Regions from separate parts of the Mus musculus genome. Here regions 1, 3, 4, 5 and 6 are each linked to region 2. A link is a loop called in an ENCODE intact Hi-C map of the cell type or tissue named here. Cell type or tissue: heart. All regions are shown on one strand.

Region 1 (4,000 bases), 190 kb before region 2:
CCACCATGTGTTTTCTTTGATTGGTGGCTTAGTCCCAGGGAGCTCTGGGGGTACTGGTTAGTTCATATTGTTGCTCTTCCTATGGGGCTGAAAACCCCTTTAGCTCCTTGGGTACTTTCTCTAGCTCCTTCATTGTGGATCCTGTGCTCCATCCAATGGATGACTGTGAGTATCCACTTCTGTATTTGCCAGGCACTGGCAGAGCCTCTCAGGAGAGAGCTATATCAGGCTCCTGTCAGCAAGCTCTTTTTGGCATCTGCCATAGTGCCTGGGTTTGTTTATGGCATGGATCCCCAAGTGGGGCAGTCTGACCAAGTTCAGAGCAGAGACTGAAGGAACGACCATCCAGAGACTGCCCCACTTGGGGATCATATAAGATTTTTAAAGTAGTTCCCAGAGCTGACCACAAGGGCTCCTCCGACATGTGGACGGATGAAGCTGACCGTTTTTCTGGGTTTATCCCTTGAAGCTTTGTACCTATATACAAATCCAGAACAAATCACAAAACACTTGGGGAAAAAAAAAGATTTTTAAAGTACCTGAACATCTGGTGACTTTAGCAGCAAAGTTTTCAGCGGTCCATAGTACTCTGATGGAAGCACGCAGTCTTCTGTATAGCAGAGAGTTAACAGAAGAGATCCCAGGTCATCGGTTTTAGATGATTTGTTTCCATTGTCTCTTGGCTGTAGCAAGTACCTAAAGTAAAAGTACAGCTGATGGTACTACACGTGATGGTAGTGAGTTAACGAGCAAGCGGGATAAGTAGACAGCTGAGCTACTGAAGAAGAAACCACGGGCCAGGGCCAGACTGCAGCTCATGGGCGGACTGTGTTCTCAGCACATTCAGCCCTCACTGTGCCCACGAAATAAGAAGCACAGAGCAAGTGGTTACTGGCGAGGATGGGACCTGAATTAAGGCTGTCTGATTCTAGAGTATAAGTTGTAAACCACCATCAAGAGTCAACGCCTATCTATAGTGTTCTACTACACTGTTGAGTAAACATACAGGCATAGTACAGGTGGGCATGTGGTCGTGTGTGCACTTGGGAGATTATGACTCCCAGGCCACACAGAAACCCAGGTTCAATACAACAAAACAACGAATGAAAATATATACATGCATTTGCCTATGAATATAGAAAATATTCCCAGAATCTAGAGAACAGAGGCTGGCTCAGAAATAGGACCTAGGCAAGTGGCACTGGGGAAGGAGGCAGGATTCTCTTTTACATCTTTTTACCTAGGAATGGTGTAATTTCTATTAAAAAAAACTTATTTAAAAAAACAATCAAATTATGTTCTATTATCTACACATGGCAAAATGAAAATTAGCTAATATCAACACAAAAAAGACAATGCTAACGTCCAATCTAATTATCACCAATTAAAAAACAATCAAGGTTAAGGAGGTAAATCACTCCGAGTATGAAATGTGTGATGCTCTGAGTGCGGCTGGCTAGCACGAGACTGTAGTCCGTTTCATTCTCCCAGGTTCCCCCACCACCAAGAACCGACTCAAGGTAAACAGAGATGCCTTTACTTCAATACCCAGAAGGCAAGTGGTGGAAACAGAGAACAATTCCTGCAGGCATTCACAGGCTGCGCGCGCAAGGGACACACATAAAAGTAATATGTACATAAGGGCAACAAAAGACGTCTTAGAAAGCAAGGGAAAGTGGCATGAGTCATTGTATTATAATCTGCAAATAAAATTAAATAGGAAGTAGAGCTGGAGAGATGATGCAGCAGTGGAGACCACTTGCCGCTTCTGTAGAGGACCCACATGTTGGCTCACAACTATCTCTAATTCCTGTGGCAGGGCATCTGACACCATCTGATGACCCCCACAAGCACCAGGCATACATGCAGTACACAGACATACATAGAGCAAAACACTCATATACATAAAATAGAAATCTTAAAAAAACTAAACCATCAAAAACCAGTTTTTAGACATACAATATAATAGGCAAATACTAATGGAAATTACTGGAAAAAAGAAAATAGAAAAACTTAAAGCAAGAGTACTGCCTACTAATAAGTTATTATGACCCTTTGCAATATCAACGTTAGAAATAACTATGCCTGAATGGAATGAGGTTTTGTGCAGTTATCTTTAATACCACTAGAGGATGCTACAGCTCTATAAGTGATAAAGGAGATCAAGATCTTCAATTAAAATGGCATTAACATTTTTATACTTCCATACAATGTACATTAATTCATATACATTAGCAGATTCTTCTCTTTTATGCTACATAAATTTTAGCATTTATGCTTCTGACAGACTACTTTAAATTAAAATATTTTTATTGGAGCCTAGAGAACTAGCTCAATGGTTGAGATCATAAACAAAGAACGAGTTCAATTCTTAGCAACCAAAATCAGGCAGCCACAAATCACCTGTGACTCCAGCTCCAGAGGATTCAACGACTCTGACCTCAAAGACACCAGCACTCAAGAGCACATGAAGTATTTATACTATTGATAGAAGAAATTGAAATAAAGTTACTTATTGTCTGTTAATATTCCAAGTTGGCCAAGGTAGAAAGTTCTGTCAAATTTGAAAGTATATGGAAAGACTGTGTCACACTGTGGGGGCAGGTCTGAGGCTCATTGTGGAGGCCCCTGGGAGACACAACAACTCATTTTTTCTTCTGTACTAAAGGTATGGAATGTTATTTTCAAGACTTAAAAACTGAGTTCAGGAATTTTCATGGAGAAGGGAGGAAATATGACATGGGGGCAGGGGAGGCAAACGGTAATACATTTTTCTCAACAATTAAAGTCATTTTTCTCCTTCTCTGGATGCATTTAGAAATTAAAACACACAAAATGTTTTTAGAGAGACTAATACATTTAGATTTGCATTGGAAGAGTTAAAAAATAAAATTTGAAAATTAGTCTAAAATACAGTCTCTCTAAGGAAGGCTATGGAATAGCAGAATCCCAATGAGGACTGTCTGGTGGCAGGCTCCTTTAAAGGCAAGTGAGACCAAAGAGAAACGTCTAAGTCCTAGGTCAGCTGGAGTGTGCACAGCTTAGATCTCAGCACTTAGAAGGCAAAGACAGGTGGATCTCTGAGTTCAAGGACAGTCTGGTCCTCATAGTAAGATCTAGGCCAGTCAAGGTTAAATAGTGAGATTCTGTCTCAGAAACTAAAACAATAAAAACAAAAACAAAAACAAAAACCCAACCCCTAAACAGTCAACACCAACTCCTCTTCTAGGCAGCTGAGTTCTAAAGAGCGGTTCTTATGTTAACATCCCAGTGTGTACAGACCACGTTATTTAAATTCATTTACTCATCAACAGACGGTTTGCTATTAAAGAGTGAAATCCTATCACTTATGGTAACCCATCTGGAACTGGAGGTCATTTTATCATGTGAAGTAAGGCACAGAAAGACAAAGGCCACAAGTTCTTATTCCTTTGTGAAAACTAAAGTTGATCCACATAAAAACAAAGACTGTAAGTTGCTAGAGGCAGGAGGGGAGATCATCAGAGAAAGGTATTATTATTAGAACGGGCTCTCAATGCAGCGTGGGAGTAGCAGCTCTGTTTATAATCCAACAGGTTCACTATGGTCCGTAACAACTGATGTCACGGTTCAGCACAGTCTAATTCTCCAGCATCCAACATGGAAATGGTATTTGAGAGATGGAAATGCTGACTATCCTGATTTGATCATTACACAGTATATACAAGTGACTATTACACTTAATAAGCAGGCACAAATATTACATTTCATTTTAAAAAGTGACCTTTAAAGGGAAGAGACAGAGGTCAGAGAAATGGCTCAGCTGATAAAGTGCTTGCTCTGCAGAGCATGAGAATCCGAGTTTAGGTTCCCAGCACCCATGTAAAAGCTGGGTTTAGTGGTGTGCACATCTGCAATCCTTGCACGGGGCAGGAAAAGACAGGCAGTCCCTGGAGCTCACTGCCCACCCAGCCTAGCTAATCAGTGAGCTCCTGGTTCTGAAGTCCTCTCTTCAGAAACT
Region 2 (4,000 bases):
TGGTAACTGGTGGATGGTCACTCCAGCCCCACGTTTCTCCACATTCTTGATGTTACCTGCAGCACAAGAGTGTTATGTTCTGAAGAAGTGTCTGAAGAAGGGCCAATGCTTGCTCTCTTTTATCGCTGCTGCTTTTCACATCGTGGTTGAGAAACCTTTGTCCAAAGACATGAAGACGCCCACCTGAGTTTCCCGTAGCAGCCTTAGCGGTAGATGCTTAGCTCTGTGAATGGTTTTAGGTGGTGTGAGGTGGAATTCCAAGTTCACTGCTTTCAGTGTGGATGCCCGGCTTGTCCCTTAAGCATCCCTTATTGAAAGGACTGTTCTCAAACTGGCCTAAAATCAGGTTTACTTAAAAGGCACTTTGGGCCAGGCAGTGGTGGCACACGACTTTAATCCTAGCCCTTGGGAGGCGGAGGCGGAGGCGGAGGCGGAGGCGGAGGCGGAGGCGGAGGCGGAGGCGGAGGCAGAGGCGGAGGCGGAGGCGGAGGCGGGCAGATTTCTGAGTTCGAGGCCAGCCTGGTCTACAGAGTGAGTTCCAGGACAGCCAAGGCTACACAGAGAAACCTTGTCTTGAAAAACCAAAAAAAAAAAAAAAAAGGCAGTTTGCTATCTCCTCTATTGACATGTCTTCACTTCTTTGTAAAAAATCGATTGATCATAGTATTAGTGATTTTATTTCTGGTCTCTTAATTTTTACCCATCAATCTAGGAGTCCTTATGCTGGTATTCTGTTTACAGCAGAATCGTGTTTACCCTGCATACATGATGACTTAGGTTTGATTGTCCACGCTGAGAAAAAGAATCAAGGTAGAGAGACAGAAGGGGAAGGGAGGGAGAAAGACAGGAGGGGAAGGGAAGAGAGAAAGACAAAGGTGGGTATGTTGGAATATATCCTTTTCTTTTATTGAATCATTTAAGTAACTCCTAAGAGGTGGAGGATACCTGCCATTTCTATCATGAAGGGGAAAAACAAGTTTCAGGGACAGGGTCCATCAAGCACGAAGGACCAGAAGCCACGCCCCTCTTCTCTGGGCTCCTGGTTCCCTCAATGTGCGCACAAGCACAACGTCATACTGAACTCCTGTGGAATTTTCTATCTTCTGAGACTCTCACACACCCCATCCCATTTTATGTTCTCAGCTTCCCCAAGAAGTAGATGGATCAGATTCAAATCCCTATTTGATCACACATCTCAACCAAGTGACCCTAGGCAAGTTACTAAATGTATTAAACTCGGACTCCTCAGCTCTGTTATATGTAAAACCAGAGAGGCCGAAGAACTTGACCAACCTCACACAGCCTGAAATTGGCAGGATCGAGGAGAGAACTAGGGTCTTTGCCTCCTAGTGTAAATGTTCCACAGGCTCCCCTCGTGGAAATTCTTTTTTTAGAAGGATGATTCATCTGGCTGCCTTAGGAAGAATGTTTTTAAAAGCCAAGATCATTATGTTCTCCCCGCTGTGTCTGAAAACACCAGGAAAGCACAAGACCAGCGACGCTTCGTGCCTCAAGGCGAAAGGTTATCAGTCCCAACAGGAAAGACTATTAAAGCCAGAGTGTCTGAAGTAGAGACCAGCCAACAGGGATGGAGACTCCGTCTCCGTCTCCGCCTGCTCCTGCTGCTCTGGTTGTGTCTCGAACAGCAGAGTGCTCCCTCTAGTGGCTTTGATGAAAATAGCCCTTATAAACAGATTGACAGCGTCAGCGCTGGAGAGAGCAGAGAGCCAGTGCTCTGGGTTTTTCTTCACAGTTCTCAAGCAGAGGTGATTTTCGTCCCCTGCGGAATGTTTGACGACATTCGGGGGCAAAACACCACTGCACTGATGCGAGGAATGGTCATCCCCAGCAAAGATTCATGTGACCAGGCACGTCAGCGTCAGAGGGGCTGATGTGGAGGAGGAACACCCTCCCCTCCCCCATCCCTCCCACCCTAACCCCTCCCCCCAAGCCCCTCCCACCCACCCCCAGGAGGTGATTTGCCCTGACTTAAGACTGGTGGCTTCTTCGTAGTTTATGAAGGCTCAGACTGAACTTAAAGATTTCTTTTGCCAGGCGTGGTGGCACACGCCTTTAATCCCAGCACTTGGGAGGCAGAGGCAGGCGGATTTCTGAGTTCGAGGCCAGCCTGGTCTACAAAGTAAGTTCCAGGACAGCCATGGCTACACAGAGAAACCCTGCCTCAAAACAAAAACAAAAACATAAACCCAACTAACAAACAACAAAATTGTTTTAAAAATTCAAAAGTAATCCAGTAATCCATACTCCCAAATAAAAGCAGTAAAAGAACTTATATTTCCTCATCCCTTTCGGTAATTCAAGTTGGCATCCTTGAGAGTTTGCTACGTTGAACTATATTAAGATGCCAACTGGAGACCACTTAGACCAAAGTAGTACATTATTGTGTTGTCATGTTTATTTTATGCCAACATCTGGGTGACTAGTGGTTTGGAAGACAGAAGGAGTGTCACAATTACAAGGCCAGCCTGATCTACATAGTGAGTTCCAGAACATTCTGGGCTACAGAGTAAAAGCTTGTCTTGAAAAAAAAAAATTTTTTTTTAACTTAAAAAAAAAAAGAACAGGAAAAATAACCCTTTTGTTTATAAGAAACAATGTAATAATATCTTTCTGTTGACAGAAGAGATGAAATTTATTGCAAATTTATATAAAAACTGAAATAAACATTTTAATTTTAGTTTTATTTATTTTATATGTATGGGTGTTTTGTTTGTATATACATCTATGTACCACTTGTGTTGCCTGGTGCCTGCAGAGGTCAGAAGAGGTTTTCGGATCCCCTTGTAACTGGAGTTAACAGATGTTTGTGAGCTACCATGTGGGTGCTGGGAATTGAGTCAGGATCCTATGGAAGAGCAGCCATTGCTAGTAACCACTGACCCTCCTCTCCAACCCACAAAAATATGGTAATGGACCAAGGCTGACATTGAGAGTAATAACTCTTGGTTTGGCTGATCACATGTCATGTAACAGTCACAACTGAGAAACAAATAGGTTTATTTCTAGGAGCTAAGAAAAAAGTCATTCTGTCAAAACAATCATGTCTTGTTTCTATTTTCATGTTTTAATTTCTATTGAATACATCATTCAAGGTGAGAATGATCATTTTTCATTTCACATATCTTAAATTTTAAGTAGATAATTTCCCTCAAATTAGAAATAAGTCACACTCCACCTGCCAAGGTGTGTTACGGTCTTCCCTTTTGCTCTAGATGTCACTACTGGATATTGTCATTCTTTTAGTCTTATGAATCTGATGAGCAATGTGACATTTTCCTGGCTGGACTCCCATCTAGCACTTGAGCCCACGGGCTCTGAAGCCAAACTCACCAAGGTTGAGCCTGTTACCTGCCGACTAATGTCTTGGCTATGTTTTCATGCCCGAGAGTTTTGATACTTTTCACACCTGTCAAGCTAAGATAATAAAGTCCCACCCATTAGAGTCTCGGTGGAATTAAGTGAGTTTGTGAGTTCATATGCAGGTAAGGAAAGGGCCTGGGTCCAGAAGCCCTCACCATGTGTTAATATTATAGGAGAGTTTGAATCAGAAGCTCTAACCACGGGGCTGGTGAGATGGCTCAGTGGGTAAGAGCACCCGACTGCTCTTCCGAAGGTCCAGAGTTCAAATCCCAGCAACCACATGGTGGCTCGCAACCATCCGTAACAAGATCTGACTCCCTCTTCTGGTGTGTCTGAAGACAGCTACAGTGTACTTACATAAAATAATAAATAAATCTAAAAAAAAAAAAAAAAGAAGAAGCTCTAACCACGTCAGCATAGGTGAATATGAACAGGTTTTGTTATTGTTTGTTTGTTTGTTGTTGTTCGTTTGGAGAACATTTGTGTGTCTTCTTTGTGGGCTTTTACTTCTCATCCTCTCATTATCTTTCTGTGGCCTTGCTTGCCTCTTACTAGTTTGTAGGTACTTTTCGATGTCAAGGATATTTGGGCACACATAAGATATCTATTACAAATATAC
Region 3 (4,000 bases), 60 kb before region 2:
CCCTGGAACCTTTAATGAACCCTAACGCAGGCCCTGCTTAGGGATGACTTCCTCTCATGCTTCAGGCCTGGCTCTGAATCCCGAGGCACGTCTTCTCTATGGCCCTACCTTATCTCCCCTTTGCTCTGACCTGGACATGAAGTGTCTGCCATAGGCCCCTCTACGTAGGACACTTGGTCCTCAGCTGGCAGTGCGTCACTGAAGGAAGTGGGCTGCTGGTAGCAAGCCCCCGCTTTGTTTCCTGATTCAAGGCAATATGAAAGCAAGCGCCACCTGCCCCGGCCATCCTGAGCTATCACTAACTCTTCAGGCCTTCCTTGTACACCCTTTTCCCCTTATGTCACTTCTTTGAGACAGTTTGTCTAAAGCAACACCAATTTGTATCAGAAAATTAATGTGTTTGTAAGTCAACACTCCCCTCACCACTGTCTTCATAGTGCTTTCTCACCGACAATTACCACACATGTCCTAGTCCCTAGTTATGTGCAGGGCCCTGAGACTTCCACCCTCACCACATACAAATACAGTTTCCCTATGCATACTCTATGATGAAGTTTGACTTACAGATTAGGTACAATTAGACATTAATCGTAATTTAACAATTAAACAGACTATAATAAGAGTTAGTTAGAACTCATGAGTTGCTTCTAGACCTTTCCATTACATACGATCAGAGTATACCTGACCTTAGATAACTGAAACGAAGGACTGTCTAACCGTAGATAAAGGGGGGGCCACTGTTTCCTCTTCACTGCCTTCCTAGGAAGTAGAGTGAGCTGTGGGAGGAAGGAACAAAGCCTTTCTACTCTTGCTGCGTGTGACACACAGACGCCACTCAGGTTTTGTGGAGTAAGACGAGAAAAGCGTATAAAGCAAAGATGGCTCAGCCTGGTGAGAAACCCGGCCTGCAATGCCGGGTGTGGCCGCACAGGCCTGGAATCAGCACAGAGATGGTAAGGAAGGAAGAATGGGAGTCTGAACAAGTAGCAGGCGACATAGGTTTGAGACCAACCTGGGATACACAGGAGACCTTGTCTTAGAATCAAGCAAAAATGAAAATTCAAAGGTCTACCTCCTGTACTCGCATGTCCATCCACCCCCACGGCCTTCTGGATCCACAGCGCATGGTGCAGTCCAGCACCACACACTGTTTACTCGGCTTACACTGCTTACATTGACCACCCACCGGTCTGCTTGATAGAATTCAGCCCCACAGTGCAGCAAGCTTTGACTTCACTGATGGATCTTATGCCCCTGGAATAGGGCCTGACATGTGAAGGCCCTTGGCAAATACTTACTCAAAAACTAAATAATTTTTACCATAAATAGGTATATGTTTATAAATCATTACTACATAAAGACAGTTGTTGTGGACTACAGTTTTCATCTTCTAAATTATCCAAATCCACTTTGCTTTCTAAGATTTACTTACTTTTATTTATACATTTGTGTGTATCTGCGTGAGTTTATGTGCATGACACATATGCAGTACCACTGGAGTCCAGAAGAGGGTGCTGGATCTCCTGAACTGGAATTTCAAGGGTTTGAATACTATCCGATGTGTGTGCTAGGAACCAAACCTGGCTTCTCAGCAGAGAAGTGCTCTTAACCACTGAGCCATCTCTCCAGTCCCCAAATCCACTCTCAATAACTATTTTTCTCAGTACATTTCAGGTTGTGAAGCATTCTGCATATTAACTCATTTAATGTCCACCACAATCCTGGGATTCTACCAGACAAAATGAAAAGATTACTATACCCTGATAGGAGTAAATGAATGAACTGAGGCGAGGCTTGAGATATAGAAGCTGTATCATTGTCACGCTCATAGGAGAGATGGAGAAACAGCCCGTAGCAGTTACTCATATAACAAGGGAAGTGGTTTCTGATGGGGGATGGTGCTCAGCCTGCTAGAAGGTACTTGTTCTATAGGCAAAAGGGCACTGGGTCCAAACTGCAAGTTTATCACACAGGATCACCGCTGAAGAAGCCTGCAGAGATGGACCTGTAAGGCTTTAAGCAGAAGGGCTGTCATAATAACCAGTGAGCCACAGGTCAGGAGATCACTGGAAGCTGCTGAGGAATATGCTCTAGGGGCCCTCAAGTGGGGCAGTGGAGGATGAGGGCCAGAGCTGCCCTCACGGCACTCTTCAGGACAACCTGGGCCTTGCCAGACAATGGGTCTTGATGATGTCCTGGGCCAAGGAGCCCTTAGCAGTGCAGGTGTTTACAGCAGCTGTACCAAAGGCATTTTCCAGGTGTAGCCTGGTATGTAATCAGTCAGTGTTCAGTGCACAGCCCCAAAACCATCCACATAGCCCAGATTTCCTGGCCTGAAGGAAGGCGAGCTTTGGTGCTTCCTCTAACAGAGAGTATAGACTGACCCTTTTACTACAGTCAGTGAAGAGGAGGACTGTGAGGTTCTAGTAAGGGTGTACCATGAGATCAACTGTGGGAAGCCTCAGAAGAATGCTGGAGGGGGAGGGGGAGGGAGAGGGAGAGGGAGATTGATTCTGTACATGGAGACCAGCTTCCAGTCTGAACCTCCTTCATGAGATATGGAAGATTCTCTAGGCCAGAGAAGAGTTAGACTCTTGTGTGTGGATGCTAACATTCTTACAAAGGCTTATGAGGTTTCTTCACCATCCAACCTCTTTTTCTGCTACTCTAATATGTCCCTTTTCACGTGTTGCTTCTGGAACCTAGAATACCTTCTAGCCCAGAATGCAAGCCACCCTGGTCTCCATCTGACATTCCCTCCCTCTTCCCAGAAACCACTCAATTGCTGCACACTCTTGGCATGCAGGCTCTCCCCTACCTTTCCAGTATACTGGTTAAAAGTTACTTGGCAGTGTATGCCTTACTACAGAGTAAAGATGCTAGGAGGGCTGAGACTATTTACCAGTTTCCCAGACTGTTCAGCTATGCAATTGCCACTACTGTTTCCTTTATTACGGCATCAGCACTAGGCAGCGATGCTGGTGCTGTTCCCAGTTTACAGGGCTCAGCCCTGGCAGTGTGGACATCTCTGCTATCTCCTGTGCTACTGGGGGAAAACATGCAAGTGCGAGAAAGTCAAGAAAGCTGTCTGACTTGGAAAAGGAAAAGCACTCCGACAAATGATCATTTTGGGGGATCTGCCTGCCAGGTACACCACTCGAGCTGGGCTGCATGGGACATGCCAGGGCTATCGATCCACAAAGATACTCTGCACGCACAAGTCAAAACACCCAAGTTTGTAATAACGAACAAGATACTGTGTTAGCTTTAAGTCTCTGAGACAAACACCTACAAAAACAATCTAAAGAGGGCGGATTTGTTTTGGCCCGTTTCCTTTCAGTCCATGTTTGGTGAGGCAGACATCTTGGGGGAAGAACACAGAGGAGAGAGGCAGTTCAGCCATGGCAGCCAGGGAGCAGAATGGGTGAGCGGTGCTGGGACCGAGCACGTTGACTTACTTCTTCAAACTTGCCCAGGCTCCTGGTTCCCACCCACTCCTGGCAATGCTGTCAAGTTATGGATTCATGACATGAATATGGATTCATCTGTGGAGTAAGCCACTGAGGAGGTCAGAGCCCTTGGGATCCAATTACTTCCCCACAGCCCAGCAGCTGGCAACCAGGGCCATTTCCACCCCAAGCTAACAGTACCACTTCTTTGACTTGAAGGAAGGAAAGGAGAAAACAGTCCTTTAAGCTCTATGGTAACATTTTGCTTAGAGCCCATGGTCTAGGCCTTTGTCTCAGATACCTAGAATGAATTGTCAACAGTTTTAAAGTTAATTTCCAGGCTAAGTATGGTGGGGTACACCTTTAACCCCAGCACTTAGAAGGCAGAGGCAGGCAGATTTCTGTGAGCTCCAGGCCAGCCAGAGCTACAAAGTAAGGCTATATCTAAAAGGTTTTAAGAAAGTGCTTAGCACTGAAAATATAAAGGTGGCCCCATGTATGTATAACTGATGTTAGGGGTGTGTAAAGAACTAAGTTTCCGAGTGGCCTCC
Region 4 (4,000 bases), 84 kb before region 2:
GGAAAGTTCTCAGTAAGGTCCTACTCAAGCCCCAGTCACCTGATCCTGATTTCAGATCTGCTTGGAAAGCAGGGCTGTTGAAGAAGAGGGTCAGGGTGGCTTTTGAAGGAACTTTAGGGGTTTTCCTCATAAAAATAAGAAAGGGCTCAGCAGGAAAACCCACAGATATCCTATACTAAGAAGACTTGGAAAGGCCAGCGCTTTTTAAAAATTCTGGGGGAAGTGCCTTGTGTAGGCAGCCAGAAGCCACTTGCTCTTCAGAGAACTGCGAGTGGATGGAGCTATGTGAGTTGACTGAAGGACTTCAGTAGGGTCTGCAAGTGGGCCCCATGGGGATCCCCTCTCTCTCCCAGCCTGGACATGTACAGCCAGGACGCATTTCCATGTGGTCCGATTTCTTTTCCTTCACTTAGGTTCCCAATTCCTTCTCCTTCCATTAATGGGTAGCTAGTTCCTCTCCCCAGCCCCACCTTTCTAAAGAGACTTCCCATTTCCACGACCAAACATCCATCCTCACTTGTCAGTGTTCATGCTAAAAGGTCTGCGTGCTGGGAGTGGCCTCAGTCTTGGGCAAACTGGGATGTTGGTCAGGCTGGATGGCAGATTGTATGCTCGGTGGGTGTCTCACCTTGATGTCACTATACAGTTGCTTGGAGGACCGTGCTGGGGAAAGGGACCCTGGGCTTCACTCTTCTCGAGGGTCCTGCTTCACGTCAGAGGCTGAGTTGAGGATGGATTTTCCCAGAGAGCAGGCCAAGACCTGAGTGGCTGTGGGGTTGACCAACTGGAACAATGAAGGGATCTTTGAAGAAAGGACAGACACACAGACATGCATACAGAAACTCTGAGATCAGGTGGGCTGTATGCTTTGATGGAGACACACCAGCAGCTGCCCAGAAACAGGGCATTTATTTTATACATCCAAATTGAGGAGATGGATATCTGTCTGTCTGTATGTCTGTCTTAATGAGGAAGCAGATCTAGCTTATCCTGGTAGGAGGTCTCTATAGGGTAGCTGTCTCAGGCTGTACACACTGGGGAGGAGGAAGCCGTAGTGCATTCTTTTCTGCTCATACTATCAACATCTGCACAAGGGTAAAGGGAAGGTTTCATCATTCCCATGCATCTGAGGCATTAGGGTTTGTGACACAGCTGTGCTCATGTCCACAGCACATGCTCACCAAGGACTTCATCCCACAGAGTAGCAGTGAGGCCCCAGGCAAAGAGATGCAGAGGTCTGAGTCTGTCTCTCACCAGCACTGGGGTGCAGAAACTGTCATATTAAGTGTTAAGAAATGACCCCATGGACAGAAGAGACCATTTTAATAGGCCAGGAGCTTGAACAAAGACATACGGTGGAGAAAGGGCTAGCTGGTGTCTGTGGGAGTGGTGACAGCCGGCCCCTCCCTAAACTCAAATGTAAAGGACAAGAATACAGATGGAATCCTGTATATTATGTGTCTGGGTATTTGAAAGCTGTAAGCAGGGCTAAAGGTCTTAATTAAATATGTTCTCTTTGCCTCTTGTACGTGGTCTCAGGTTGGTTGACTGTAGGAGAGAAAGCAGCCATCTCAGAGATGTGTCAGCTCCTCTCTGGCAGTGCCTGGCTGCTCCTGTGACGTGAGTAACCTTCTATGGCTGACATGCCATTTCCTTGCCCTACCATTAGGGGGACCAGGGTGTGTAGCTGATTGCCCAGACTTTGGGCTTTTGCTATTCTACAGCAGAGGGCACTGAACGAACCTGATCTCTGCAGACACTGGTTTGTCCTGAAGATTCTGGCTCCCATCTAAGCTCTGGCCTTCTCCACATGTCACCCTTTTGGGGGGGTGGGTGCATTTCTTTGACTCATCTTTCATCTCTGGAACTCTGGCTTCTTTCTTATATAAGCTTCATGGGAGACATCTTTCATTTCCGGTATGAATCATTCTAAAACCAAAAGATGATCCCTGGTCCTTCCTTAACCCTAGCGTCTCAAATCCAACCCAACACCAAGTCCCACTGATTCTACCTTCTAAGTCTCTCTCAGCTTTTCTCCTTCTTCCCCATTGCCACTGCAGACATACAATCTAAGTCACTATCACCTTTAGCTCAGTCACTTCCTAACAGCTGTTTCTAGCCATCACCGTCCACCAAGGCATTTTCTACATTCAGCCAATGTGGCTTGCTTTTTTTTTGAAACAGGGTTTTTCTATCTGGCTGGCTCGAAACTTAATATGTAGACCATGCTGGGGCTTGAACTCAGGGGGCTTCTCTTTCCTCTATTTCTCCCTTTCTCTCTCCCTTCTTTTTTCTTCTTCTTTCCATCCTTTGGATTGAACCCAGGGGCTCACACATGCCAGGCAAGCACTGAGCCACGTCTCTAACCTAAGTGCCTCTGGGTTGCTCTTCATACAAGACCCAGATCTACAGCACAAAGGCCCTGCATATCTCAGCCCTTTGTCATCCCTATTGATCTCAAGCCTGGCTCACCTGCATTCTGGTCAGGACCGGCCTCCCATGCAAGGCGATCTCTCCAGAGGCGGACCTCAGCACACACCATTCCAGGGCCCAGAACTCCTCTCCTTGCTACCTGTTACTCAGCTCACATGTCACTTCTTCAAGGCCAGTTTTTCTTAAGGTTTAAACTAGGGCAGTGGCTTTCAACCTTCCTAAGTCTGTGACCCTTTAATACAGACCCCATGCTGTGGTGATTCCACTGCTCCTTTCTAACTATAATTTCACGAGTATTATGAATAGTAATGTAAATATCTGATACACCGGGTATCTGATACGTGACCCCCAAAGAGGTCACGACCCATAGGTTGAGAATGACTGGACTAGGGCATGGCCTGCTAGCACCAGGCAGTAAGCGCCTCTTCTTCACAGCACTTTACAGTGGTTGCAATTACTCATTTTCTGGTGTGTTTCTCTCCGGATCATGCAAACCGCTTTCTGCTTCTCCTGGATTCTCAGGACCTAACTCAGCTGTGCTTCAGGGACTTGGTGCCAGTCTCATTTGAATCTCTGAGCATGTGGCTAGCGGTCTGTAGGCAGCCCCATTCTTCCAACTGCTCAAGTTTGAAAACTTAAAGCGTTAGCCTTGCTTCGTTTTTCTTATGTCCTGGCACCTAACCAACACCACCAACAACTATTAAAGCTATCTTCAAAGTCCACTCAACGTCTTCAGCGTTGTGTGCTTCCTAACGGAAGAAGAGGGTTCCACTGAGGAAGACTTCTTGGCAATTCCTACATTGTGAACACCTCATTTCCTTATGGCTAAATTTAAAAGGGGGAGGAATGGCGTCTACTGATCAGGAAATGATGCCGCAGACCTCACTAGATTCTCATTCAAATTATTAAATAATAGCAATTATGAAAATAGGATATCTTAAGATTTATGTGTATCTTTTATAGTCATGTGTGTGTGTGAAGTGACGGCAAGAGAGGCTCTGTTCACACGAGTGCAGGCTCCTGCAGAGGCTAGGGCTTTGGGTCCCGTGTAGCTGGAGTTACAGGTTGTTCTGAGCTACCTGACATGGGTGCTGGGAATCACATTTTGATCCTCCTTAAGAGCTGTATGCTCTGTTAGCCACTAAACCATCTATCTCTCTGAGTGAGCAGAGGAAGCCTGGGGGAAACATGGATAGTTGACATGGGGACACCCATGAGCCTAAGACTCATGGCAAGGCCTTCCCTGGGTCCATGTGCAGATGGTGGTCCTGTGTGCAGTATCAGCCACAGCTTTTCTTCTTCTTTTTTTTTTTTTTTAGATTTATTTATTTATTTATTATATGTAAGTACACTGTAGCTGTCTTCAGACACAGATCAGGGCATCAGATCTTGTTTCGGATGGTTGTGAGCCACCATGTGGTTGCTGGGATTTGAACTCCGGACCTTTGGAAGAGCAGTCGGGTGCTCTTACCCACTGAGCCATCTCACCAGCCCCAGCCACAGCTTTTCTTCTCTCAGATGCCTTCAGGTCACACAGAGAACCCCACTGAGATGAGCTAACCCACCT
Region 5 (4,000 bases), 90 kb before region 2:
CTCCCTTGTTTATATATCTCCCTTGTTTTTATATCTCCCTTGTTTATATCTCCCTTGTTTTTATAACTCCCTTGTTTATATCTCCCTTGTTTATATCTCCCTTGTTTTTATATCTCCCCCGAACCCTGGGCCTCTCACTCTTTTATACTCTCAGTTCCCATCCACGCACAGCAGGCCACGCCACCTCACCAGTCACGAGGCTTCAGCTAATCAGGGCAGCAGGGGCAAATCTCCACCAAATTGGATTCACCTGTATCCTGGTACACCTGCGCAGCACTCAAGATGTTTGTGTCTTATATGAGGAAGTCAGGTGCAAGTCATATGACTTAGCTGCAGTCCCTGGCGCCTTTAGGACTGCCACCACACCCGCTCCCCACAACCCTGCCCTCATCCATCCCTCTGGCACTACAGGGTTATCACCATTTTTTTTTCCCAGTGCCTGTGAGTTGTACCTGGCTGCCCCATCACCCAGATGGTTGCATGGGAGACAGGTCATAGTCCTTTTGGCTCCTTACTGGCAGCATCTTAGTCTGGGACAATATAAGAGATGAGTTCTGTCCTGTAACAATGTGGTGGTGTCTAGGCGCTCCACCGCCCCCTTCCCTTCCCCTTTTAATAGAAAGTCTAATGATGACCACTCAAGGCCAGCAGAGCTTTCCATCATACACAGCTGCTGCCCATAGCTAGCTCTGACACCCTGAGTGGCTCAGATGCAGATAGCCCACAGGCACCTCCTCTTCTTGGTGTCTGTACCACTCTACATCACGACATGGCATTCATTCCTACTCAGTAGGGGGCTCTGTGTGCAAACTCAAGCCGTTTGGGTGTATGTGTTCAAGTGTGCCTGCGTGGTGTGTATACATAGGCATGCATGTGTTGGGGGAAGGTGGTGCCATTCTTAAGTTCCAGATTAGAAGCACATACAACTACTTTCTGGGCCAGGTTAAACTTGGTGATATACAATCTAAGGCTGCTTTAGTTTGAGTGTTAAATCAGTGTTAAAATAAACAGCCTTAGGTTGAAGGTACCAAAGGTGGGCCTCATGAAGAAAATGTGTCAACAGCGTGCACACAGTTCTGCACTGATTCCCTTCAACTTGCTGCGCAGGGAGCAAGGCAGGCACAAGTGTGAGAAGAGCTGCGTTGGACTCCCTCCTGGTACATCAGTGACCTCTGCTGGTGGGATTTCCCTCTCCCTGTGCACAGAAGTAGCATCCCTCCATGACAGTGGTTCTGCTGCCTTCAGATGCCACCACACTGCAGAGCTGGTGGGCTTCCCTGCTTATACTTTCATTGGGGGACAGGACTGCAGCCGCCAGAAAGTCTAAGTAAGCCTCCACCGGCTTATTCTCAAAGCATGTTCACTTTCAGATACAACTATATTTATTTAAAAATTCTCAAAGAGATTGCAGGAGAGGTGGCTCTTGCAGTGAGCCCGATTTTGGTCCCCAGGGTCACATCAGCCACTTACAATGGCTTCTAACTCCAGCTCCAGAGGGATCCAACACCTCTGACTTCTGCAGGCATCTGCACACAAACGCACATGTCTGCACACAGACATGCAGAATTGAAAATAAAAAAATGAATATTAAAACAAAATTCTCCAAAAGGGAGGCAGCTAGATGGTTCAGCTTGAATACGGGAATTTATTCTCTGAGATCCAAATGGTTTGAAGGAGAGGACCGACTCCTGAAAGTTCTCTGACCTCACGTGTGTGAAATGGCCTGTGTTCCTGAATACACACACATGCATGTGTGAACACACAGGTACACACAAATTAAACAAAATTTAAGTCTCAAAAAGAACATGTCTAAAACCAAATGCTACTAGCTAAACGAGTCTGAATATATGTTGCCCTGGCTGTCCTGGAGCTTGGTATGTAGGCCAGGCTCGACCTTGCCTGTGCTGAGATTAAAGGCATGGAGCACCATGCCATCCCAAACGTCCCTAAAAAAAAAAAAAACAGCCCAGCAAAGTGAAATCGATACTATCAGAGTAAGGTTACTTTTCAGATCCATGGTGGGCAGCTGCTGAGGCATCCTTTATAGATGCACAAATTCACATCTTCTATCGCTGCAGTTCATCTAACTCACAAATCAACGCAAAACGCTGCTGCCGCTCACTCATTAGCCCACATCTAGGTCAGGCGGATCTTTGATTGACTGTCCAGGCACAGCTGTCCTGGGGAACTCCAGCCCAGGAAGCTAAGCAGTCAAATTGAAGCCGTGATGACAGATCTTCCAGCATCCTGCAGGGTTTTGTTTTTAACAGCTTTTCCCCAAACCTCTTGTCTTTGTAGGACCACGGGGTGGCACTCGAGAGCCTTTTCCAGCGTGAGGTTCACCTGTGGGTGGAGCCTGTGCATCTGTCTTCCGCTGCGGGGTTCTGACTCTACAGTGAGAGCTCATTGGACCAGGGGCAAACTCCTGACCATGGAGGAACCAATCCGCGCACGCGGGGCATGGCAGGTCGGAAAATGCCTGGGAAGTGGGGAGACCGCATCTTCCACCCACAGCCTGGAAGAGCAGAGGCGGTTCCTCAGCCCACAGAGATGCACAGAGATGACTGGAGAGTGGGACGCAGCCGAGATGAGATGTCGCAGAGAGAGATTTCTACTTCTAGTTCAACTTTGGCCCAGCCTCCTTTGTAGGGTTTTCCCCTTCCATCATGGCATTTGTTCAGGCAAGGAGAATTCTCGAAGACACGAGCTTTTGTTTATATGACATTCAAAACAAAGAGCAGAATTCTGAATAGCTTGGAGAAACTCAGAATTTGAACTCATGCAAACTTCCAAGAAACCTCATAATGGGATGGGGTTTTGTCTGTCAGGACTTTGTGTTTAAAAGAGAGAGAGACACACAGAAAGCCTTTTCCCCAATTTATTTTTACATTTGCTATAAAAATCTATCAAAAATGTGTAAGCAAAAGCAAAAGATTGAAAACAAATGGTCACCATTAGCAAACTCGTTACACGTTCATCATACAGTTACACGTTAGGCAGGCATTGAAAGACCAAGAGGGGTAGGTTGTTCCTGCATTCTAGTTTAAAGAGACAGTATAGCTGGTCGTGGTGGTCCACGCCTTTAATCCCAGCACTCGGGAGGCAAAGGCAGGTGGATTTCTGAGTTTGAGGCCAGCCTGGTCTACAGAGTGAGTCCCAGGACAGCCAGGGCTACACAGAGAAACCTTGTCTCGAAAAACCAAAAAGGGCAAGAATGTACATGTACACACACACACACACACACACACACACACACAAAGGGGGTGCAGGGTGGGCAGAGGGGTCTCTGACATCTACAGAATGATTGTATCGTGTGAAAACAATGTTCCCACATACATGTATTAGCTCTTTCAATACACAGCGGCTACATATGTGTACACAACTATACTAAGCTGCTTTTTACCTTTATTGAGTTTATACTTAATCTACTTTATAGGAGATACTTCTCTTAACCTTGAGAGCTCCTGGAAATTGGGTCGATCTTCATAGCTGTCTGTCCTGCCGTGCTTCTGCGAGCTGATTGGACAACCAGGGAGAGGCAGGATGGGAAGTTCACGGTTGCTTGTTCCGTATACAGAGTGACATGTGGAAGGGTGTAGTTTGTGGATTGGTAAATTGATATCTGAAGTTGAGGAATTGCCCAGTAAATAAACAGGGTGTCTCATCTCTGTTCTAAGTACATTTTCAACACCTAGACGAGTGGAGTCATTGGCTTGGGCCCGCAGGCTCCGCATCTAGTGATTAGTGAAAGTAATACCTTTTCCCCCAGATTCTTTTAAATAAAGATGAAAGCATCTGGCGCACCGCCTGGCCGGGTCTTGGCTGATGTTGAATGTTTGGTGCTGTTTTAATCAGCTTTTTCTTCAATGTGTCCTAAAAGGAGGTTGTACCACTTACGTTAGAAGAGACCGAGTATCAGCTATGAGCCAGCGCTGTGTTGTGTTTGAATTCAGTTTCAGAGGAGATTGTTAGACGTAGCTCGCTGAATTTCGTTGCTGTT
Region 6 (4,000 bases), 59 kb after region 2:
ACTGTTAGCTCTGTTAGCACCCACTCTTCCTCAGTGTGCTGGCTTGAATTAGATTGTCTCCCATAGGCTAGTATGTTTAAATATGCAGTCCCCAGTTGATGGACCTGTTTGGGAAGGATTAAGCGATGTGGTCTTGTTGGAGGAGTTGTGTCTAGGGGCAAGCTTTGAGATTTGAAAAGCCAGTGGTGAGCTTACTGATTGCCCGGTCTGCCTTCTGTTTGTAGTTCAAGATATGAGTCCTCGGCTGTTGTTATGGCCACCTGCTGCCTGCGACCTCTGCTCCAACATCCTGGAACCTGTGCTGGCTGGTTCTGTGTGTCAACTTGACACAAGCTGCAGTTATCGCAGAGAAAGGAGCCTCCCTTGAGGAAATGCCTCCATGAGATCTAGGTATTTTCAATTAAGGTATTTTCTCAATTAGTGATCAAGGGTGGGAGGTCCCCTTGTGGGTGGTGCTATTCCTGGGCTGGTTGTCCTGGGTCCTGTAAGAGAGCAGGTTGAGCAAGGCAGGGGGAGCAAGCCAGTAAGTAACATCTGTCCATTGCCTCTGCATCAGCTCCTGCTTTCTGTCCTGCTTGAGTTCCAGTCCTGGCTTCCTTTGGTGATGAAGAGCAATGTGGAAAATGTAAGCCGAATAAACCCTTTCCTCCCCACCTTGCTTCTTGGTCATGATGTTTGTGCAGGAATAGAAAGCCTGACTAAGACAAACCCCAAATAAACTCTTCCTTGTGTAAATTACCTTGATCTCAGCAATAGAAAAGTAATTAATGCACTTAAATTGAAGCAGCTTTGACAGGAACAGCAATGTGCCTAATAAACTCACTGCTTCCTTGGAATCAAGGAGCCCCTGTTCTGCCCGTGTGACGTCCGCAGGCATCTGAGATCCTGAGAGCATGCTGGACCCATTTGAAAGGATTGACACATGACTTTATTGCTTAAGCCATGGTGATCAGGTTTGGGTAGCATGAAACCTAACAGTGACCCAGATTGTTCAGGGGACTATTATGCGGTGTCCTGCTTAAGAACATGGTCCTAGCTGTCTCTTGTGACCCAGATGTAGCTGTCTCTTGTGACCCAGATGTAGCTGTCTCTTGTGACCCAGATGTAGCTGTCTCTTGTGACCCAGATGTAGCTGTCTCTTGTGAGACTATGCCGGGGCCTAGCAAACACAGAAGTGGATGCTCACAGTCAGCTAATGGATGGATCACAGGGCTCCCAATGGAGGAGCTAGAGAAAGTACCCAAGGAGCTAAAGGGATCTTCAACCCTATAGGTGGAACAACATTATGAACTAACCAGTACCCCTGAGCTCTTGACTCTAGCTGCATATGTATCAAAAGATGGCCTAGTCGGCCATCACTGGAAAGAGAGGCCCATTGGACACGCAGACTTTGTGTGCCCCGGTACAGGGGAACGCCAGGGCCAAAGGGGGGAAGTGGGTGGGTAGGGGAGTGGGGGTGGGTGGGTAAGGGGGACTTTTGGTATAGCATTGGAAATGTAAATGAGCTAAATACCTAATAAAAAATGGAAAAAAAAAATAAAAAAATAAAAGTAGTAAAAATTTTAAAAAAAAAAAAAAAAAAAAAAAAAAAGAACATGGTCCTAGCCAGGCGGTGGTGCACGCTTTTAATCCCAGCAGAGGCAGGTGGCTCTCTGAGTTTGAAGCCAGCTTGGTCTACAGAGTGAGTTGCAGGATAGCAAGGGCTATACAGAGAAACCTTGTCTTGAAAAACAAAACAAAACAAACAAAACAAACAAAGAGAACATGTTCCTTTAATCCAATTCTGCTTCACACCAGCTAGCTCTGTGAATCACCCAGTCAAACTTTTCTATAAAATGTGAACGATATAATACATTTGTTTTCATGTGTAACTCCTGAGTCACTGGCTTGTTTTACTTTGCCTTAGGCTTTCTCAGATGTTAGCATGGAAAAGCTTGCCTGTGGAAACTCCTCCATGACAGGCAAACAAGGGCAGTTTGTCGACTTCTTAAAACACAAGCGAACCTACTTTTCTATAAGGCAGACCCAACCCTAAAGACCAATAGCTTATTTGATGCTGCCCTCTAGTGGTTGAACACACTATCGCTCGCTACATTGTTTTACTTAAAGAAAAATAAGCCAGGATGGCTGGAATAGTCCCTAACCATTTAGACTTAAATTTGTAACTGCAGCGACCCCCATTTTTAATTTACTGACATCCTTCTCCAAACACAACATCTGGTAGGACTGCTGCAGAGGCCATAGGAAACGCCCCTTACTAAGGCCGCTCAGTCTCTTCCAGGGAATAGAGTGGCCAGAGCCCCTGTGTCTACCTAGGCTGGACTCAAGGCAGACTATTTAGAAAAGCATTCTCCTCTCTTGGAAGACTCACGCAGCCCATGTAGGGAGGCAGGACTCTCACTCGGCTGACACATCTGAAGTCAGCCCCAAGGGTATCCTCCTGCTGAGGGTACCGCAGCCCTGAGGAGTTCTGTTCCTCTTGGTGACCCTTTCCTCACGGATGCTCATCTGTCCCAGCTGTTAGCCAGGCCTCAGCAGCTAGGAGGGCCTGGTCATGCCTGTGTATTCGGCTGATTCCTCATGGACAGATTTGTGACTGAGCTAGCTCCTGGTAGGTGTGAACACAGGGCTACACTCCTGATACTCAGTTGCAAGTCTTGAGCCATGAGGATCGGGCTGGCATCCCACTAGCCACTACTTTACCCTGTGTATCTGCAGCTACATTCTATCTAACACATCAGGGTGACCTACCCAGCCTGGGATGCTGAACCCGCCTCGAGGGGCTTTCTGAAGATTCAGCGAGGCGTGTATCCCCACCTTTCCTGTCCTAGTTCTTGGGTTCTGAAAAAGGGATTTACCGAAGACTTCTTCCAAGTCTAATTCTGCTGAGCCTATGATGAAAGACCTTCGATCAGGTGTTTAGTAGTTTTCTTGGAAAGCCATTTATTATTGCTAATTATTACCACCAGGCCAGCAGCACAGGCCTGTACTCAGGAGGCTGAGGCAGGAGGACCTTGAGGTTACGGTCTGATGGGAGGCTAAGGCCACCTGGGCACATCACTGAGCTCCTCTTTTGAAAGAGGAACACGGTTGTGGATGTGGCTTAGTGGCAGAGTGCTTACCTAGCATGTGCGAGGCCCTGGGTTCGATTCCTGGCACTAAAACGAGTAAACTCTAATTCCAATAGCATATAGTTGAGTTTGTTAAGTCTGTTCAAAGCGAAGCTTGACAAAGAATGCTCAGCCCAGCGTGGTAACGGCCACTTGCAGTTCCAGCACAGGGAGAAAGGAGAGGCAAGGAGCCGAGAAAGGGGCCTGGGGGGGGGGGGCGAGGGGGTAGGGGTCTGTGTATGTGTGTGTGGGGGTGGAACATGAAGTTGAGTAGGAGGCAGAAATGAATCTGGACAAGTTGGAAGATGGGGCTGCATATGGTAAAAAATGTTTTATATGAAATTCTCAAAGAATAAGAATGTTTTTATTTATTTTTGAATTATTTATTTTATTTATATGAGTACACTGTTGCTGTCTTCAGACACACCAGAAGAGGGCATGTGATCCCATTACAGATGGTTGTGAGCCACCATGTGGTTGGTTGCTGGGAATTGAACTCAGGACCTCTGGAAGAGCAGTCAGTGCTCTTAACTGCTGAGCTGTCTCTTCAGCCCTAAAAACGTTTTAAAAACAGCTAAAAAGGGCCGGGCGTGGTGGTGCACACCTTTAATCCCAGCACTCGGGAGGCAGAGACAGGCGGATTTCTGAGTTAGAGGCCAGCCTGGTCTACAGAGTGAGTTCCAGGACAGCAGGGCTATACAGAGAAACCCTGTCTCGAAAAAACAAAACAAAACAAAAAAGCTAAAAAAAAAGTCTGTCATGACACTCTTGAACCTGTACTGACACAAATGTACACACATAAACATGTCACACATAAAAAGATAAATAAAATGTGTTTTAAAAAAGAATATAAAAAGAATATCTATGTTCTATAAAATTTAATTTTTGTT

The links. Hi-C counts contacts between places; a loop is a spot of excess contacts. Peaks named below come from ENCODE experiments on the same cell type or tissue, not always from the same donor. Only the 100,000 strongest peaks of a DNase experiment are listed, where the experiment ranks them.
Region 1: a loop joins it to region 2, with 4 times the contacts of the local background. A loop is called at or near these places in 5 of 42 quality-filtered maps.
Region 3: it touches region 2 in a loop (1.9-fold over the local background); 10 of 42 quality-filtered maps call a loop at or near these places.
Region 4: it touches region 2 in a loop (7-fold over the local background); 24 of 42 quality-filtered maps call a loop at or near these places.
Region 5: it touches region 2 in a loop (5-fold over the local background); 24 of 42 quality-filtered maps call a loop at or near these places.
Region 6: it touches region 2 in a loop (8-fold over the local background); 12 of 42 quality-filtered maps call a loop at or near these places.

What each region holds. Positions count from the first base shown.
Region 1 is chr9:96,571,326-96,575,325 of GRCm38, forward strand. Rasa2 (RAS p21 protein activator 2) reads right to left here. Exons shown (of 24, transcript NM_053268.2): 10 at 540-696. Among named protein-coding and RNA genes, the nearest start is that of Gm28729, 48 kb to the left of the region's middle. In heart, a CTCF peak has its summit at 2,122; no DNase peak of the experiment used is centred here.
Region 2 is chr9:96,757,614-96,761,613 of GRCm38, forward strand. No RefSeq gene overlaps it. Among named protein-coding and RNA genes, the nearest start is that of C430002N11Rik, 5.9 kb to the right of the region's middle. In heart, a CTCF peak has its summit at 1,663 (motif pointing left); a DNase peak (open chromatin) is centred at 1,538; H3K4me3 peaks cover 751 bases; H3K27ac peaks cover 1,171 bases.
Region 3 is chr9:96,697,960-96,701,959 of GRCm38, forward strand. All of the region lies in intron 2 of Zbtb38 (zinc finger and BTB domain containing 38), which reads right to left. Among named protein-coding and RNA genes, the nearest start is that of Zbtb38, 20 kb to the right of the region's middle. In heart, a CTCF peak has its summit at 1,518 (motif pointing right); no DNase peak of the experiment used is centred here.
Region 4 is chr9:96,673,974-96,677,973 of GRCm38, forward strand. No RefSeq gene overlaps it. Among named protein-coding and RNA genes, the nearest start is that of Zbtb38, 44 kb to the right of the region's middle. In heart, a CTCF peak has its summit at 1,660; a DNase peak (open chromatin) is centred at 1,658.
Region 5 is chr9:96,667,646-96,671,645 of GRCm38, forward strand. No RefSeq gene overlaps it. Among named protein-coding and RNA genes, the nearest start is that of Rasa2, 38 kb to the left of the region's middle. In heart, CTCF peaks have their summits at 1,176 (motif pointing left) and 2,305 (motif pointing right); a DNase peak (open chromatin) is centred at 2,406; H3K4me3 peaks cover 818 bases; H3K27ac peaks cover 1,110 bases.
Region 6 is chr9:96,816,683-96,820,682 of GRCm38, forward strand. No RefSeq gene overlaps it. Among named protein-coding and RNA genes, the nearest start is that of C430002N11Rik, 53 kb to the left of the region's middle. In heart, a CTCF peak has its summit at 2,081 (motif pointing left); no DNase peak of the experiment used is centred here.